2 separate regions of the Mus musculus genome follow, and region 2 is linked to region 1. Evidence: chromatin loops called from intact Hi-C (ENCODE). Cell type or tissue: gastrocnemius. All regions are shown on one strand. Links, peaks and the distances in the headings refer to the core of each region. The heading gives the core; the rest is flanking DNA. Region 1 overlaps Ust (uronyl-2-sulfotransferase). Region 2 has its middle 73 kb from the start of Gm24374.

Evidence for each region. Hi-C counts contacts between places; a loop is a spot of excess contacts. Peaks named below come from ENCODE experiments on the same cell type or tissue, not always from the same donor. Only the 100,000 strongest peaks of a DNase experiment are listed, where the experiment ranks them.
Region 2: it touches region 1 in a loop (4-fold over the local background); 13 of 42 quality-filtered maps call a loop at or near these places.

What each region holds. Positions count from the first base shown.
Region 1 is chr10:8,318,472-8,327,933 of GRCm38, forward strand. The region is part of intron 3 of Ust (uronyl-2-sulfotransferase); the gene reads right to left. Among named protein-coding and RNA genes, the nearest start is that of 4930573G07Rik, 110 kb to the left of the region's middle. In gastrocnemius, for the core only: a CTCF peak has its summit at 4,927 (motif pointing right); DNase peaks (open chromatin) are centred at 4,926 and 5,193; H3K27ac peaks cover 794 bases.
Region 2 is chr10:8,711,590-8,721,051 of GRCm38, forward strand. No RefSeq gene overlaps it. Among named protein-coding and RNA genes, the nearest start is that of Gm24374, 73 kb to the left of the region's middle. In gastrocnemius, for the core only: a CTCF peak has its summit at 4,298 (motif pointing left); DNase peaks (open chromatin) are centred at 4,291 and 5,785.

The DNA of each region.
Region 1 (9,462 bases), core at 423-8,422:
ATTTAGTGCATTTGTTGTTCTGATTATTATGTGTCGGGAGGAATTTCTTTTCTGGTCCAGTCTATTTGGAGTTCTGTAGGCTTCTTGTATGATCATGGGCATCTCTTTTTTTATGTTTGGGAAGTTTTCTTCTATTATTTTGTTGAAGATATTAGCTGGCCCTTTAAGTTGAAAATCTTCATTCTCATCAATTCCTATTATCCGTAGGTTTGGTCTTCTCATTGTGTCCTGGATTACCTGGATGTTTTGAGTTAGGATCCTTTTGCATTTTGTATTTTCTTTGACTGTGGTGTCGATGTTCTCTATGGAATCTTCTGCACCTGAGATTCTCTCTTCCATTTCTTGTATTCTGTTGCTGATGCTCGCATCTATGGTTCCAGATCTCTTTCCTAGGGTTTCTATCTCCAGCGTTGCCTCGCTTTGGGTTTTCTTTATTGTGTCTACTTCCCCTTTTAGTTCTAGTATGGTTTTGTTCATTTCCATCACCTGTTTGGATGTGTTTTCCTGTTTTTCTTTAATGATTTCTACCTGTTTGGCTGTGTTTTCCTGCTTTTCTTTAAGGGCCTGTAACTCTTTAGCAGTGCTCTCCTGTAATTCTTTAAGTGACTTATGAAAGTCCTTCTTGATGTCCTCTATCATCATCATGAGAAATGTTTTTAAATCTGGGTCCAGATTTTCGGTTGTGTTGGGGTGCCCAGGACTAGGTGGGGTGGGAGTGCTGCGTTCTGATGATGGTGAGTGGTCTTGATTTCTGTTAGTAGGATTCTTACGTTTGCCTTTCGCCATCTGGTAATCTCTGAAGCTAGCTGTTTTAGTTGTCACTGTTAAGAGCTTGTTCTTCAGGTGACTCTGTTAGCCTCTATAAGCAGACCTGGAGGGTAGCACTCTCCTTAGTTTCAGTGGGCAGAGTATTCTCTGCAGGCAAGCTCTCTTCTTGCAGGGCAGGTACCCAGATATCTGGTGTTCGAACCAGACTCCTGGCAGAAGTTGTGTTCCACTCACTAGAGGTCTTAGGATCTTGTGTGGAATCCTGTGTGGGCCCTTGCAGGTGTCAGGCGACTCCGCTGGCAAGGTAGCCCGGGGCTCGAGTGGAGCGGAAGGGGTTTGTGCCCCAGATCAAGCCCAGGTAGCCTGCTCCCCTATGTACAGCAGTCTCAGGTTCCGCGCAATTGGATTGGGGCAGGCGCTGTGTTCCACTCACCAGAGGTCTTAGGATCCCGTGGGGAGTCCCGTGTGGGCCCTTGCGGGTGTTGGGCAAGACTCTGCTGGCAAGGTAGCCCGGGGCTCGAGTCGAGCGGAAGGGACTTGTGCCCCAGATCAGGCCCGGGTAGCCTGCTTCCCTATGTACCGCAGTCTCAGGTTCCGTGCGATTGGATTGGGGCAGGCGCTGTGTTTCACTCACCAGAGGTCTTAGGATCCCATGGGGGGTCCCGTTTGGGCCCTTGCGGGTGTTGGACAAGACTCTGCTGGCAAGGTAGCCTGGGGCTCGAGTCGAGCGGAAGGGACTTGTGCCCCAGATCAGGCCCGGGTAGCCTGCTTCCCTATGTACTGCAGTCTCAGGTTCCGTGCGATTGGATTGGGGCAGGCGCTGTGTTTCACTCACCAGAGGTCTTAGGATCCCGTGGGGAGTCCCGTGTGGGCCCTTGAGGGTGTTGGGCAAGACTCTGCTGGCAAGGTAGCCCGGGGCTCGAGTCGAGCGGAAGGGACTTGTGCCCCAGATCAGGCCCGGGTAGCCTGCTTCCCTATGTACTGCAGTCTCAGGTTCCGTGCGATTGGATTGGGGCAGGCGCTGTGTTTCACTCACCAGAGGTCTTAGGATCCCGTGGGGAGTCCCGTGTGGGCCCTTGCGGGTATTGGGCAAGACTCTGCTGGCAAGGTAGCCCGGGGCTCGATTGGTCAGAGTATCTTACCATAACATCAGAAAGGATTTTAGGACGACCATTAAAGTAGTGGTTCCCAACCCTCCAAATGCTGTGACCCTTTAATACAGTTCCTCATGTTGTGGTGACCTTCAACCACAAAATTATCTCATTGCTACTTCATAACTGTAATTTTGCTACTATTATGAATTGTAATGAATATCTGATATGTAGGATATCTGATGCATTACCCCTGTGAAAGGGTTGTTTGACAACCCCAAACGGGTCACAAGTGACAAGTTGAGAACCACTGCTATATAGGCTCATCAAGGAAGCAGATGACTAGAGAGTTAGAGTTAGGTAATGGGGGCACAGCAGACTGTGTGAGGTTAACTGACATGTCAGGTTAACCACCGGACATTAACTCTGTAGAGATCTGACATTAGAAAACATTTGCTTTAATTTATCTCTTATCTGAGTTAAGGGTAGAAGGTGTGAAGGAGAATGAAGAGTAGAGGTTGAGGCCAGGAAGCCCAGTGGTAGAGCACTTGGCTAGAAGGTCTGAAGCCCTGAGAACCACCACTCCATCACAGAAGGACTGGATAGGAAGCCCAGCTGGGAAGATGCCAGTGTGGGTGGTAGCAGCAACAGTGGGTGTTGATGAATTAGAAGAACATTTGCTGTTGGGTTGTTCAAACTCTGTCCTAACTTACAGCAGATGCTGAGGCAAGGGGGTATGGGGACTCATCTCATTTAGAAGGATGAAGAACTTCAGGGAGGGATGTAAGGAAGATGAAAGTAAGAAGCTTGGTGGCTACCTGGTGATAGAAAGTCAGGACAAGTCTAGACGCCATCTCTCCTAAGTCCTCGGCAAGCACAAGTTGTATGCGGTTGGTCTGATGTTGCTATGTATTCAAATGCTAAATACTGTCCCCAAGATCAGGTTGTCCCATGTGAGTACACCAAGTGATTCTATGTAACCTTGCTCCCCAAGTTAATTGGTAAATAAAAGGCTAACACCTGTGATTGGGCAGTAAATGGAGATAGGCGGATTTTCAGTTACCTGCCTAGGGTTGCTGGTTGAGCATGTGGCCAGGAGAAACAGCAAGTAACAAGGGACATACAGCTGGGATGTAAGTCAAAATAGCTCTAAAACCTGCCCAATCTAGGCTTACAGCTTGTAAATAAAATACCTGGACTCTTTTATATGAGCTAGCTAGAATTCTCAATTCCTTTTACACACTGTGGTACCCATCTATGGTGATGGGAATCCTGGAGGAGATGCAAATATGGCTGCAGAAAGAGGGGAGATGCGGCTGCCTTTGATGTACTCTGCCTGGAAGTAAGGCATGCTTCTTTGATCTTCCTCAGCTTTTCATCTCAGGAGGTTTGGGGACACCCCTCTTGACGATGCACTGTGACAGAGACTGTGTTCTCCTTTTTGACTTTGACTGAGTTACAGGAGGACTGAGGCTGGGCTTACTTAAGCCCCCCCCCCCCAGATGTCCGCAGAGAATCTGTGCCCCAGGAGTGTTTATGGAATGGAGATACCCCTTTAGTAATGCTTGCTTCATATCAAGAAACCCATGACTAACTGAAGACACAACTGTCTATCACGCAGACAATGAATCTAACCTTTCCTGGACTACACTGGTCTATACACTCTTCACAGCAGTCCCTTTGTAATATCCGAGCCAAGCAAAGGCATTTTTCTGAGTGGGGAGAGGGGTGTGTTATATACCATAGCAGGAGTTACCTGTTACCATTTAATACTCCAAGAGTCAAGAATTATTACTCATTCTTTGAAATGAAGAGCTCAGGGCACAGAAAGGGGATACAGGTTTATTTAAAGGTTAATCTTGTTTTAAATCATTTGTGAGCACATGCATGGGCTATATTAATGAGTTATGCACATCCCGTGGGTTATACAGAGCAGGTGCCAGAGGAGAGATGCCTCAGGTGTCCTGGAGCTGTCAAACATGGATGCCAGAAACACAACTTGGGCTCTCTGTAAGAGCAGTGTGTATTCAACCATCATGCCCTCTCTCCAGCCCCAGAGTACATAGATTTTGTAAAATCTTGATGATCCGATAGACTGTGCCAGGATTCAAACCCTCCAGTCCTTCTCTTCATCCCAGAGTGGCAGTCAAGTCACCCTTCTCAGACAATTATCTATCCATGAACTTTTAAAATGGAAACAAGGGACTGGTCGGCACATTCTGGAGAATGGAGAGAGTCTAGCGAAAAATAAATGTTTTATGTCTCTTAGGATGTGCTGAACAGCTGATGGATGAAAAACGTGGAGAAATACAAGCATGGATCTTAGTGTGTGGCTCAGTGGCAGAGGGCATGGCTGGCTTGTATAGGACCTCATCTTTTCTAGGAACACACATGCACACGTGTGTGTGTGTGCATGCACACAGAGAGAAGAGACAGAGACTAATAAGGATAGAAAGAATATTTTCTAAGATTTCTAGGGTGGGAAAACAGTATATGTTACCATGAACAAGAATGGATTTTAAATACGTAGGAAAAGGGTAGGTATGGCTTAAAATTCATCTAAGGGAACAAGTTAAATTTATGTTGATGGACTAAACTGGGGTTAAAAGAGGAAGGAAAAGGCAAGAATCAAGCACGCTCACTACACAAAGGTGATGCTAGGAAGCCTTTTCTAACAATTTGCTCCCTCCTCTCTCCATGGCAGGATGGGAGAGCACAGACTTTTATCTGCCCCTCTGAAGATGTCTTTGCTCCTGACATGTTCAGGAAATGGTTGTCAGCTTGTCAACAGGAAGGATATCGTGCCCTACCTTGGTCTGAACTCTTGTGTCACTCAGGAGCAATTAGAGGCCCTATAATTTTGCAGGGCATCTTAAATCAAAAGAAGGATGTGTGCTTACTAACATATCAAAGCAAAGGCAAACTGCCCAGAGGGGGAACTGCAGGTCCTTTCTCAACCTTAGAGGTTGAGAAGGGTGAATGAAGGTCTCAGGCTACCTTCCTCCTTCTGGGGGTACAGGGAAGGCCCCACCAGAAAAAGCATGTGCCTGCAGTTAAGAAGAAGTCCACCAGGGGGAGCAGTAACATGAGCGTGGCAAAGGGGCTGTGTCTGGGCTAGATACTGAAAATTAATGGATACAATTCAAACCCTAGGAGAGGAGAGTTCCCTTCTCCCTGGCTTATATGGTCTCTCTCTTTTGTCCTCTTTTCTTCCCTCTGGGTTTGCATTAGAGGACTCTGGTTTTGTTTTCAGGACCCAAGATGATGTAGAGCCCATTCCATGAACTGATCTGGCTTGATCCCAGACAAGTTGGATTGAAGGACAGCGTCCACTGGCATTTGGCCAGTGCTGCTCCAAGCCAACTCTGGAATGACACTGTCTGTCTTCATGGCAGGAAGCCTTGAGGGTTATGCTGTCAGCCTTTCCAAACAGTTTCTGGGAGAAAGTTGTTGGAAGAACACGCAGAAGGCCACAAGCACAGGAAAGGCATCTGATATGACATGATTATATACATGCTATCCTCCCAGTGTACCTGGGAGGCTGAGGCAGGAAAGTCATGAGTTCAAAGCCAGCCTGGGCTACATACTGAGGAGGGCTTGTTTCAAAGCAAAAGTAAAAACTTCAGAAAGCAGTCTGAGACTTTAGAGTTTCAGGTGACAGAATTTCATTGCTTGGAGGATTTATTTTATTTTAATGTCCATCCTTCATGAAGTGAGTGGGTTCTGTGATATGGTCACCCTCGGGAGTGGGTCCTCAGATATGCACATGCCTAGGCAAGTCCTTACATACCTCTGTTTCTACAGTAAGGCCTGGGAGCACAGAAGGCGACCTGCTCTCCAGAAGGCTCTCATGCCTGGCGTAAGTCCTGTTTTGAGTGGCTGTCCTCTAACCACTGAATACAACTTTAACTCGTACGCTTACCAATTCAAACTTAACCAGGATCTGACCCCAATTTGCTTTTATGTCTAATTCTAGATTTTCTTGATTTATGTATATTTGTGTCAGGTTCAGAAGTCAGCTGCATGGGCAGTGAACGTCGCGCCTGGTGCTCAGCACCCACCACTAGCGGCAGAAGGATCGGCTGATTGAACAGGAGGCAGAGGACCAAGCAGGAGGACGCCCCAGAAGGATCTCTGTGGCCCCAAGAACTTTCCAGAAGAACCACGGTTATGATTGTGTTTTAAGCTCTGTTGCTTTATACCCAGAACTTAGACTTGGATGTCGTCTGAGAGCCAAGCTGCAGGGCAGTCTGACACAGTGTAGGATAATACCGTGCCCTGCCACCCTGCACTAAGAGTTTAATGCAGTCTGAAGCACTCGGGCACAAGACTGCCATTGACCCCACCCTCTGAATGATTTCCAAGGTTTAGGTCATTTGAATGGCTACTGGACAGAGTCAGAGCAGATGTGAAGCTTACAGGGAAATAACCTTTTCTGATGTGATGGGTGAAAGGGCGTAGACTGGGCTAGCACTTCCCAAATTATGATGTGTAAATTCTGTGGGATCCAAAGCGCAGCCATGACACACATAAAAGTCCCCGATCAACTAAGCCTGGGAAAGTCTAGGAGAAGCTGGGGTTTAAAATATATGTGCACATATGTATGTATATGTAATATAAATAATGTATATATGCATGTGTATGTAGAAAGAGACTAATGGATAGATAGATGATACATACATACATACATACATACATACATACATACATACATAGTAATGTGCTTGATGTATTGGCATGAGGACTAGAATTTAGAGCCCTATCCCTCATAAATGGGGCAGGCCTGGCAATCTGTCTGTAGTCCTAGGCCTCAGGGGGTGAAGACAAGGCGTGATTTCCAGAGCAAGCTGGTGAACTGGGAAACTCTGAGTTTAGTGAGAATCCCATCTTCAGCAGATAAAGTAAAGAATATGGAGGAAGATGGCCAGTGACAAGCTCTGGCCTACACACACACACACACACACAAACGGCCTTCAGCACATGCATACATTTAAGCACATACATACATACATACATACATGTGAACATGCAAATAGACACACACAGTCACCAACCAGCACATACACACACATGGACACACACGTGAGTATGCTAACACACACACACTCACACACAAGCTCATCAGCACATGCGTAAACACAGATGTATGCAGGTGAACATGCAAACACACACATATACACTCTCAGAGTCGTCAGGACACACACACATGTAAACCCCAACACACACACACATGTAAACCCCAGCTTCTCCTAGACTTTCCCAGGCTTAGTTGATCGGGGAATTTTTATATGTCATGGCTGTGCTTTGGATCCCACAGAATTTACACACGTGCATACACACAGTCACACTCGATAGAATCTCCACTTTGCAAGATCATATAAATCACGTCCCCTAACCGAGATCTATAGTTAGGGTGAAGATGAACCAGTGTCATCCTGGGTTTGTATTATAGGCAACGCAAAGATCCAACACTTGGCTAGCAGTGGTTACAAGCTCTTCTGTGGAGGAGGAATTGTTCAAAGTACAATTTTTAAAGGTGTGCCTATTTCTATGAGAGCAGATGTAATCGTTTTTATAGGCATCTTAACATTTGGTGTCTTCATGCTCCCTCTCCTGCTTAAAAATCCCCTAGGCTATAAAGTTTTAACCCTTAACTGTGAGCGTGCAGATGTGTGTTTGCACATGTGTGAGCACATGTGTACATGATGATGGCTACTAGTTAGGGGGAAATGAATGAGCTCATCTAATCCTGGCTCAGAGAAAATAAATGCCTTGTGGTTGAATGAAGTGGCACAGATAAACCCAGTCTTATAAATGGACGTAATTTTGAAGTTCACATATATGTCGTAGTTTGGATCATGGAACATGTTTTCTCATGAAAAAGACATGGATTTTATAGTAAATTGATTCCTGACCTAGCACACACACACAAAACCTGTTTAACTCCTACAGTACCTGAAGCAAAGTTGTTATTATTGTTGTTGTTATTGTTATTATTAATGTTGAGAGAACAGCTTTCAATGGGAACAGCTTTCAGAGTTTTACAGTTTAAGGGAGAGAGCCACTGACTATAAAATTTTAACCAGTCTCCTAAATCACACCGACATTTTCCCCTTTAATAAATTACCAAGAAGAGCAGCTATTAATACCACAAATTATTTCCTGAATACGTTAAGTTAAAATAATATTTCTTTCTCTGCTGTCATATGTACTTTCAAACTTTAGTAAAAGGGACCCCATGGAACAAAGACAAGTCTCTCAGGACGTCATGGAGATGGACCAGGTCTGGCTTCTTGTCCTTCTGCTTCCTGGCTACTCTCCTGTGTGCAGGAGGCAGGTAAGAAGGATCCAAGGAAGCTGCGAGCATGGTCCTCATCTTTATTTTTATACCAGACTTGTGTCATCTGCTTTTCCTTCCAAGTCCTTACCTTTGCTTTAGTTTTTTTCTTTAACTTGTCTTATAGTTTAATAGGAATCTGCAGTAAGTAACGAAAGATAGTCTAGGCCACACTGACCACAGGAATCAGAGCCACATAACACGTGGAATATGCTAGAAGTTGTACAAACATATCACAGAATCATAGCGCTAGAAAGAACCTACATGATTGTCTCGTCTATTCCCTGGCTTCTAGACAAGCCAACCATTCCAAACAGATGAGAGCTTCCCCGTCAGAGGAAGGGTGCTGTTTTCTTTAACCCTTTCCAGTAACCACCTATTTGCTGCCCAGTATATTTTTATTCATTTTTTATTTAAATTAATTTATTCATGATTACACCTGTATTTAAATCAGAGAACAAAGTAGGGTTATCTATTCAAAACTCCCACAATGCATTCAACATTAGAATTCTGTGTTCTTTCCCTTGGGATTTTCCTGAACATCCCAGTATCTGATTTTTCAGTCCTTTCTTCTGTGTTTTCTGGGCTGTTTGCATGCCTTCAACAGGGGCACCTGAATCTAGAAACTGTCTTATAAAGTATCTAAGAGTTCTGCATGGAATGCACACACAGCAACATTTAAGCATCATCTGATAAGCAGGCCCTGAGACTTGCATACAAAGGAAGGTAAAATTTAATAACCATAACAACATCATAAGAACATAGACTATTTATTTACAGTCACTTTCTTGTGGGTAGTAAAAGAAAAAAAAAAAGACCATTATCAGCCAAAGTAAGAGAATCAAAGGGATTCTGGTGTTATTATTACACAAATTACACAGGAGCCATGACCCCTCTCTCTCTCTCTCTTTCTCCCCACTCTCCTTTTGAGGCAGGGTTTACCAACTCACTACATAGACCAGGCCAGGCTTCAATCCATAGAGATGGACCTGCCTCTGCCTCCCTGATGCTGGGATTAGAGACATGATAGTACCACACCCAGCTTCACAGCTTTAAATGACAAACATACATTTCTTTTCATTCCTTAAATTTAGTATGTACAAATGCATAGGTGTTCATATTATGTGTGCATGTGTATGAACACGCTCATGGAGGTCGGGTGTTTCAAGAGTTACACGGTCGCTCTTTACCTTATTATTTTAAAAAGCATACGCATAAAATGTGTGTGCTGTTTGTGTGTGTGTGCACATTTGTGTCTGTGAAAAC
Region 2 (9,462 bases), core at 875-8,874, 390 kb after region 1:
TGCTGGGTTCTGAGGGACATCAGTATTGTCCTTCCTGGTATGTCCTTCAGAGATCTACACTGCTGGTGTAGCAGATATGAAGGATTAATTTCCTCAGGTGAAGGAGCCAATATTTCAAGGGTACTACTGAGGGTACTACTTCCTCAGGTGAGGTAAACCCTTGAGAATCTGAGAGTTCAAAATTCTCAGCATCAAACAGGGTCTTCCCACACATCCCCAGCCCAAGTTGTAGGATCCCATTCTTTACCAATTATGCCCTTCTTTTAACTGCTGACAACCTCCGAGGCGGAAACATTTCTCGATGTAATTTTTGATGTAATTCAGTCAACCTTATAATGAGGACTTCAGTTTGATTTTCTGCAACTTAAGCCCTGTGGCTGCTGGGGAGAAGATTCTGTTCCAGGGCCCACTTAGAAAGCTTTCTAGTGTTGATGTGCACCTGGAGTCAGTCAATTTTATCACTAAGTTCTTTGGTTGTCCTTCAAGGTATTCTGAGATGCTAGAAGTTGCTTAACTTTATCGTGGAGTTCAACCCTACCCTTTATCAATCTATCCAGAGACACTAAGGATAACTAACCTTTATCCTTTATCAATCTATTCAGAGACACTAAGGATAACTAACCTTTATCCTTTATCAATCTATTCAGAGATACTAAGGATAACTAACCTTTATCCTTTATCAATCTATTCAGAGATACTAAGGATAACTAACCTTTATCCTTTATCAATCTATTCAGAGATACTAAGGATAACTAACCTTTATCCTTTATCAATCTATTCAGAGATACTAAGGATAACCAGCCAGCATCAGTATTTTCCCCCAAACTGTCAAAAGTTTCATATACAGAGTCACCAACTTGCCACTCACAATTGGTTAATCGGACAATCAAGTTTGTAATATAGTTCACACCATGGATTTTCAGTAGTCTCCAAGCTGCCGGGAGAGGAAATGTCTGGAGGGGCTTTGTAGCCATAAGTGTTGGCAAAATGAAAAAAAGCCTATTCCAGACACTTAAAAGAATCACCTTTCTCTCCTTCTAAAACCACTTCTAGTACCAAAATCTGTATTATCCAGTGTTCTCTAGAGTAACAGGTCTTATAGGATGAATCTCTCTCTCTCTCTCTCTCTCTCTCTCTCTCTCTCTCTCTCTCTCTCTCTCAACACACACACACACACACACACACACACACACACACACACATCAATGCCAGTGGTTTTCAACCTGTGGGTCACATTTCAACCCCTTCAGGCCAAATGACCCTTTCACAGGATTCACATGCGGGACATCCTGCATATCAAATATTTACATTATGATTCGCAACAGTAGCAAAATGACAGTTACAAAGTAACAATGCAATAATTCTATGGTGGGGTCACTAGCACACAAGGAACTATTAAAAGGGTTGCAGCATTAGGAAGGTTGAGAACAGTTATTGAAATAACTTATGGGCTACAGCCCAGCCAACCCAACAATGGCTGTTGTGAACAGAAAGTCCAAGAATCCAGTAGTTGCTCAGTCCACAAGGCTGGCTGGCTGGTGGACTTCTTCCTTCTTGCTCATCCTTATACTGGCTTCCAGCAGAAGGTGTGGACCAGATTAAATGTGTGTCTTCTCACCTCGAGATCCAGATCAAAGGTTTATGTCTTCCCACCTCAAAGTCCCAGCCTAGAAGTAGATTCACCCACTTTAAACCAGGCAAAAATAATCTCTCATAGGTGTGCCTTCCATTTCTGGATTGTTGTTCCTTCCAGATGGAGTCAAGCTGACAACCAGGAGCGGCCATCACAGGTGGGCAGAGAAAGAGGGCTGGAGAGAGAGATCTGAGTGAGGTAAGAAATCCAAGCCAGGATGCACATAGGAATCCACTGTGGGATATTCCAGAGCCACTGAGGAGACAAAGCACACATGATTGGTGTGGAGCTTTGACCACGAGCTTTAGGACTTTAATTTCCTGCAGGAGGCCAGAGCACAATAGAGATGTTTCTATATCTGCAGGTGCTACAGTCAGAGGGAGTCCAGGTCAGTCCATCTCCAAGATCTTACCAGGACCCCACCAACGCCAAGGCAGAATCATCGTCAACTTCCCTGTCTTGATCAGTGCTAAAGAGAGCAGGTATTCACATTCACTCACAGAAGGAAGCAGAGGAGACCCTGGGCACCACCTCCTCAGCAGGTGGGGTTGTGTCTTCCTCAGCCCCAGCTCACAGGGAAAGCCACATGTATGCTCCCATCCTCTCCAGCTGCCTGTGAGGTGCACAGATCTTTTTCCATTAGTGAGAGAAATATCTTGTCTCATTGGCCTGAATTGGGTCCTGGGCTCACTGCTGTTTTGAGGAAAGGGGTCAGTATGGTCTTCAGTACTATGACTACTTTGTAATAGCCACTCTGAGGGATTGAAGGCAAACACAAGAGAGCTGGGGGTGGCTGTGGGCATCAAGCTGGTGGGCCAGGGGTGGGCTATCACCTACATTCTTTCCTTGATCAGATAGAAGGTGCTGGGTGATAGAGTGACCTATCTGGGGTCAGAGAACACACAGCCAAAGCAGGCCTGCTCTAGGTGATCTTGATACAGTCCAAACAAGGTGAGCACTCCGAAGGTCCAGGAGACGTACTCCTTACCCCTCATTATGTGTTAGAATCACCTGGAGAGTTCGAAAAAAACAATGCAAGAGGCTGGTTCAGACTCAGTTGTCCCTTTGGGTCTCTCGGATGTCCCACCCGATGAACCCAGAGGTTCCCAGTTGTGATTGAGTTGGTGAGGGAGCAAGTTTGATACCTTGATTTGAATCCTGTCGAACACCAACCCCAGTGTTGATTTACAGGACTTGGTAGGTGTAGTTGGCGTTCTTACCATCCGCCTTAGGCACGGGAGACAGCCTGGGAGGATCTGGCTTGGTTTTGATATGTCTTCAGACTGAATGGAGGCATCCTATTTGATGAAGAAATTGTGTGTGGACCGTAGCTTCCTTTGGCTTCCGAGAGTCCCAGCCTGCTCATGCTGGTGGCATGCCCTGTAGCTTTCCTATTTCTAACTAGTTCGTGTGGGTACTCAAGCCATCTTTCAGCACTACATCTCTAAATGTGCATCTCTCACTTTCTGATTGATCCCCAGGAGCCTGACTGACACCACGTAGTTTTAATATGCAGCTTGGAGAACAGGGGAAGTGTGTAGCAGCAGTTAAGACAAAGGGCATCTGTGGCAGTAAATACTTAAAGTCCGCTCTATTCTCCTGTCCCTGCACCCGCCCAAGAGCTCTGGACTCATGAAGGAAAGACACACACGTGCAACCTTTATATTTTAGTATGGTTCAGCTAGCTCAATGGCTGGCCCACTCTTGAACCTCCACGTGGCTAACACACTCCCCTCTGACATTCCTGAGTTAATACTTGCTAGATCTATATTTCATCTCTGCTACCCGGGCCCAATGAGGGCTTGGCCCCTGGGGCTGCTCTCCTTGATTCTTACACATCCCCGATTCCCTCCCTCAAGCATCTTTTCCCGATGCAGGTCTGTCTCCTTCCCCTCCTAAAGGGGGAACCCCTTTCTTCTCCCTGTCTCTGCATTTCTTTCTTGGGAATCCTAAAAGTCCCACCTCTATTCCCCTGCCCAGCCATTGGCCACAGGCTCTTTATTGACCAGTCAAAAACCAACTGTTGAATTCCCATTTAAGCACAGGGCAAATCACCAATCGGCATCAGAACAAAACAAGGTCATAAGGCCCAAGTTATGTGACATTTTTTCCACCCAAAGCCTCTGATGGCAGTCCCCTCAGCCTGTGACATGGACCGCAAGCACATTGTGAAGGCTGAATGTTCTCAGGTATCTAGGTGCTCCGTGAACACGGGATGGAACGATGGCCACTGCTCCCATTATAATGTCGGGCTATTCTGGGCATGAGCTATAAAATACTATTCTAACAAAAAATGAAACCTGGAGTAGCAAGATGGCTCAGAGGGTAAGAAGGGCTCTCTGCCACACCAGACTACCTAAGTTTAAAACCAGAACACAAACGCACATGCACACGATTTTGTAAAAAGTCTTTAAAAAAAAAAACAACAGGGTTTTTAGTGGATCACAGACTCCTAGAGTGTTTTAATGATGTTTTGGATGCAGGAAACTCTGAGACAGACACCTCTGATTTTGTTTTCTGCTGCCGATGTTCATTTTTGGTGCTGATGTCACTGGTGACCTCAGGCCCCTATCCTGCATTGCCAGCCCATATATCCCTGGCTATCCCTACCTGCGGCCTCCTGTCCTCCCTAAGGTCTATCTGACCGGCGCCCTCTGGTGGCCGCATGCTGCATTCACCGCTCCTTAGCCACGTGCTTGCTTGCCGAAAGCTGCCTTGAGATCTCTAATTTGCTATGATTTCTTCCAAGAAAAGCCACGGATGCACACACACTAGTTAGACCTTTGATGGGATGTTAGCAGCTGCTCTTTTGTATATTCTCCCCCCTCATCATCGTGTATGACCCCAGTTGCTCCTGTCAATGCCATCTGTCACTCAGGATTCAGGAGCTAGTACCTTGAACAAACACTGTGTGTCAAGCAGTGAAGTTTCTGGTGTATTAGAGAGCAAACCTATGCGTTCCTGGATTTTAAGTTGCAGCAGGGGAGACAGATTAAAAAAAAAAACAGCAAGAAGTACTCTACAGGGTACCTACAAGGTGAGGGTTGGGAAGGTAGAGCGGGGCGGGTACGAGTTCAGAGTAGGTTAAAGTTCAGGTGAGGTTAAAGATATCAGTGTAGGGGTGAGGTTAAAGATGTCAGATCAGGACTTGGGGGAAGAGAGCTGGTGTGAGCCATGGAGACTTTCTGGGGAAAGAACATTCCAGGCAGAGAAAAACCTGCAAAGGTCCAAGATCCTGCTTGCCCGGTTTAAAGACCAAGAAGAAAGGTCCATGGAGGTTTTACTTAATGTTTGTGTTTTTCTCAGTAAAACACCAGAATGGTGTCAGGACCGGGAACTGTGCGCTGGGAAGACAGGACAAAAAGAAACAAAGTCCCTGCTCTCCACTCTGGTGAGACTCGGGTAGTAACAATCAGCTACCCAGAGTTCACTGAAAGACAAAATGTATTCTCCTCTAATTAACAGCTGTTTCCACTCCCTCCTTGCTGCTTCCCACCCACTGGATAACAAGTTCTGTCACAAACTTGGACCAAGGACATATTGAGCAGTGGCCTTTCAGTTTTACTGTAGTACCACAAAGGAGACAACCAGGGATGGAGAGATGGCTCAGCTATTAAGATCACTTGTTATTGGACGCAGGTTCTATTCCCAGCACCCACATGGTGGTTCACAACCATCGGTAAGTCTAGTTCCAGGGGACGCAACACCTTCTTTTGAACTCTGTATACCAAGCACTCATGTGGTACACATAACATGCAGGTAAAACATTCACTGTAAAATAAAAAACACAAATCAAATTGAGAGAGAGAGAGAGAGAGAGAGAGAGAGAGAGAGAGAGAGAGAGAGAGACCCATGTTTCTTCTCTGCAGAATACAGCCTCTGATTTTTCTTCTATATTCCACTGCCCAGATCCTAAACCCCAGCACCTGCACCAAGAATAAAGCTGATGTGGTAGGAGACAAGGCTGGGCCAGTGTCATAGCATGAAAAGCCTTGGATAATTTAAATGTACTAGTTTAATGAAACAAGTCTGGCAGCTCGAACCAGAGCCCTTTCCAAGAGCCCCATCCTGCAACTTAACCAGGCAGTGATTTGGGGCACAAGGCTGAAGTCAGGTCCTGAGTGTGAGTTTGGCAGCCTGCCACTGCCTTCTTCAGGTTAAGCCCGCCACCTGTGATGAACTGCAGCTTATTGGCTGTGATTGGCTGTGATCAGCGGTTACGGCATTGAGCTCCTGCCTGGGATTGCTTGTTAATTCTGTAAGTTAGATTTCAGAGCCTTGAGAAAGGACTTGGGTCTGGAGGGTGCCTCTGCGGATAGTTAGGTAGGTTTGACAAGTGATGGTTGTCTGGGATGTCTCTAAGCTGAGGTAATAAGCAAACTACAGAGGGGAGATCCCTGGTGGTGGAGCAGGAATGAAGAGTCTAGGGACACTCTTGTGCCATAAGATTATTGGCACAATGGCTCTAAGGCACTGGAGCTTCCCTGAGAGTCTCAAGCTGGAAGGAAAGGCAAGACCAGTTGTACAGCCCGAGGAACCATCTCTGCTCTCTTCAGATGACATTCCACTTCTAACAGCTTACCATATTGCAACGGGCCAGGACGTGGCTCCATTTAAACTTTAACACCAGGTCAGGACTTCTAAGATGGACTTGGGGTTCACTGAGCCTCTTTGTTCCTCTTCTCAATGCAGCCACATTGAATAGATCTCCTTTCTCCATTCTCCACTATTGCATGTTTCTGCAATTGATATATTGAGCTTAGCTTCTCAGAGCCACTAGGATACAGGCTTGTATCCTAAAAACTCCAGTAACAAGAAGGCCTCCCCCCGCCCCCCGTGGGGGCTGGATGGCTCAGTGATTAAGAGAATTTAACTGCTTTTTCACAGGACCTCTAGTTTGGTTCCTAGCAATCACTACAATTGGCTCACAATCACCTTGAATTTCAGTTCCAGAGGGATCTAGTACCTCTGGCCCCCAAGGGATATAAAATAAAGTCAATAATAATAATAATAACAAAAGAAGAAACAGAAGAAGAGGGAGAGGAAAAGGAAAAGAAGGAGGAGGAGGAGGAGGAGAAGAAGAAGAAGAGAAGAAGAAGAAGAAGAAGAAGAAGAAGAAGAAGAAGAAGAAGAAGAAGAAGAAGAGGAGGAGGAGGAGGAGGAGGAGGAGGAGGAGGAGGAGGAGGAGGAGGAGGAGGAGTAGTAGGAGAGGAAGAGGAGGAGGAGGAGAGGAAGAGGAGGAGGAGGAGAGGAAGAGGAGGAGGGGGAGAAGGAGAAGAAGAAGAGAAGAAGAAGAAGAAGAAGAAGAAGAAGAAGAAGAAGAAGAAGAAGAAGAAGAAGAAGAAGAAGAAGAAGAAGAAGCCATCACCACCATGAGGTGAAAATCTAAGACTAGAATATTCAGAAAGTGAAACAGGTAGATGAGGGGGAAGGTTAGAATGGGGATGAACTGGTAGTGAACAGGGAACACTGTCTAGTACCAAGGAGAGCAGAATAGTGCTGCAGAAAGCTGAGTCCACTGATGGATTCAGCAGTCAGAATGCTGTTGCCATTGGCATCTGTCAGGGAGCTGTGAACAGGCAGGGCCATACACAGTCCCTAAGGAAGAAGAGACCTGTTTAAGATGTTTGGCTGTGCCGAGCAGGGGTGAGGATCATCTAGATGGGAGGACTATGGGGCATGAGATGCCTGCTGATGAGCCTTTCTTCCTGGGCAAAATCAATAGCAGCCCCAGCGCATGGACAAGAAAGGGCACGTTTTGGTAGAACGCAATGTAGCTTATGGCAGTCAGTCTTTAGTCTGGGACTCTTTCCAAAGAATTGTGCCTCTGGTGGCGTTGCTGAGGGAATCAGCTTCCAGATCAATTTGGTTGGGAAGCTGACCTGACACGCACACACATCTGCTTCATTCAACGGGCTGTGAAAATACCTGGGGCTGCAGAGGAATAAATAAGAGTGGAACATTTTCTAGGATCAAGGCTGCATGAGACAACTAATGTGAGTTTAGTTTCTTTACATTTGACCAATATTAAACATTACAACATAGCTGTATAATGATAACAGAAAATTTCAGAAATTGGTATGGATGTCAGACAATATTCAGAAGAAAGGAAATTAAACTTTGGCTCTCTGCTGCTGGAAGTTGACGTGCTACGCCTACTGAGGAAGACCCAGAGGTTTGCAGGACCACGTGAGCCATGGCCTGGCCATCAACATGCAGTTCATTTTGACAAGTATCCCCCAGTTTACTCTGCGGAAAGTTGGCACAAGGTAACTCGTCACTGATAGGACAACGAGATCCTTTGCTTCAGGCTCGACACCCTGTAGAGCTATTCAGCTAGCACAGGCAAACAAATGCTTCCCCAGACGAGGCTGGGGCTGCCTCATCCTTCCTGCACTTGGTGCGCCCAGACTGTCCTGAGTTGTAGACGGAGATGATGCTGGAGCCTGTCCTGAGGAGGACCGACCGTATCATTCAGTGGAAGAACTGAGGTTCAGGGTCTTTGGAGCGCTTGTATCTTGGGAGGCTTGAAGATACAGAGGGAAGATATAGCAGAATTCCCCAGTCCAGTCAATTTAAATATTAATACAAGAAGCCTGTGATTGGATAGGGGAAAGGGAGGTGGAGCTAAGAGTTTCAGAGATAGAGACAGAGACTAAAAGAAGGAAGATAGAGGAACAGGGCTATCCAGACTTTCCCTGGCTTTAAATAGCCACAGGCACCTATGATTATTTTATAAGAGATGGATAATTACAGGACAATTTGTCTTATCTAGGTTGGCAATTTATATCAATTATCAATTGGCTCTGAAATTATTGTGTGGGCATCTTGTGAATTGAGAACTTACTGATATATAAATCTGACTGATTGCTTATAGGCTTAGTCTAGCGGTTTGCTTTTACTGGGTTATGGCTGAGAAGGAACTAGTGGCTCTGAGATAAGTGAACCAGAGCTGGGAAGACCTCAATCAGTCACTGCTGGGGCTAGCCTAGAGGCAGAGGCGGTGAGCCCACCAGGGCAGTGAGTAGCCGGTATAGCATGGGATGGTGCCGAGTTTTTTTTTTTATACTATATCCTGCAACAGGAAGACCTTTGAAAGACTTGTGAAGTTTTAGAAAGCATACGTCTATGTGATATTTCAGCCTTTAAAATGAGGACATTTTTAAAGTGATGTCCTCATTAGAACATTGTATGTGATGTCAAGTTCATAATAAATTTGTTACTGAAAAAAACAAAACAAACTAAAAAAAAAAAAAAAACCAACACATAAAAACCAACCTACCACAGTAAGGTATAGGTATACTTTAATAAAATTAATAAGTAACTTTAGAATACTTGATCATGATTTAAAACATGTGTAGCTGTAAACCATCTGACCCGCTTGCTAAGTGATAGAGGTGTTTAGGAAATTCCTACAGCTTAAAAAAAAAAAATAAACGTTAAGGGTTGGAGAGATGGCTCAGAGGTTACGATCGCTGTCTGTTCTTCCAGAGGTCCCAAGTTCAATTCCCAGCAACCACATAATGGCTCACAACCATCTGTAATGGAATCTGATTCTGTCTTCTGTTGTGTCTGAAGACAGTGTACTCACATACATCATCTTTAAAAAAAACCTGAAAACTAAAAGTTTTCAAGCTTGTAGAGATTAGGTTAATTAATCTAATGGAATGATGTTAATGTTAGTTTTCTAAAATATATTCATTTAAAAACGAATGAAGAATAGAGTCCTCTTCTCTGTGGAATGCACACAGCATTATGTCTGTAAATATGTCTGAAAAGCTAGGCCAGCACCGCTGTAATAGCTGTCCGTGGGGAGGAGAAATGAAGTC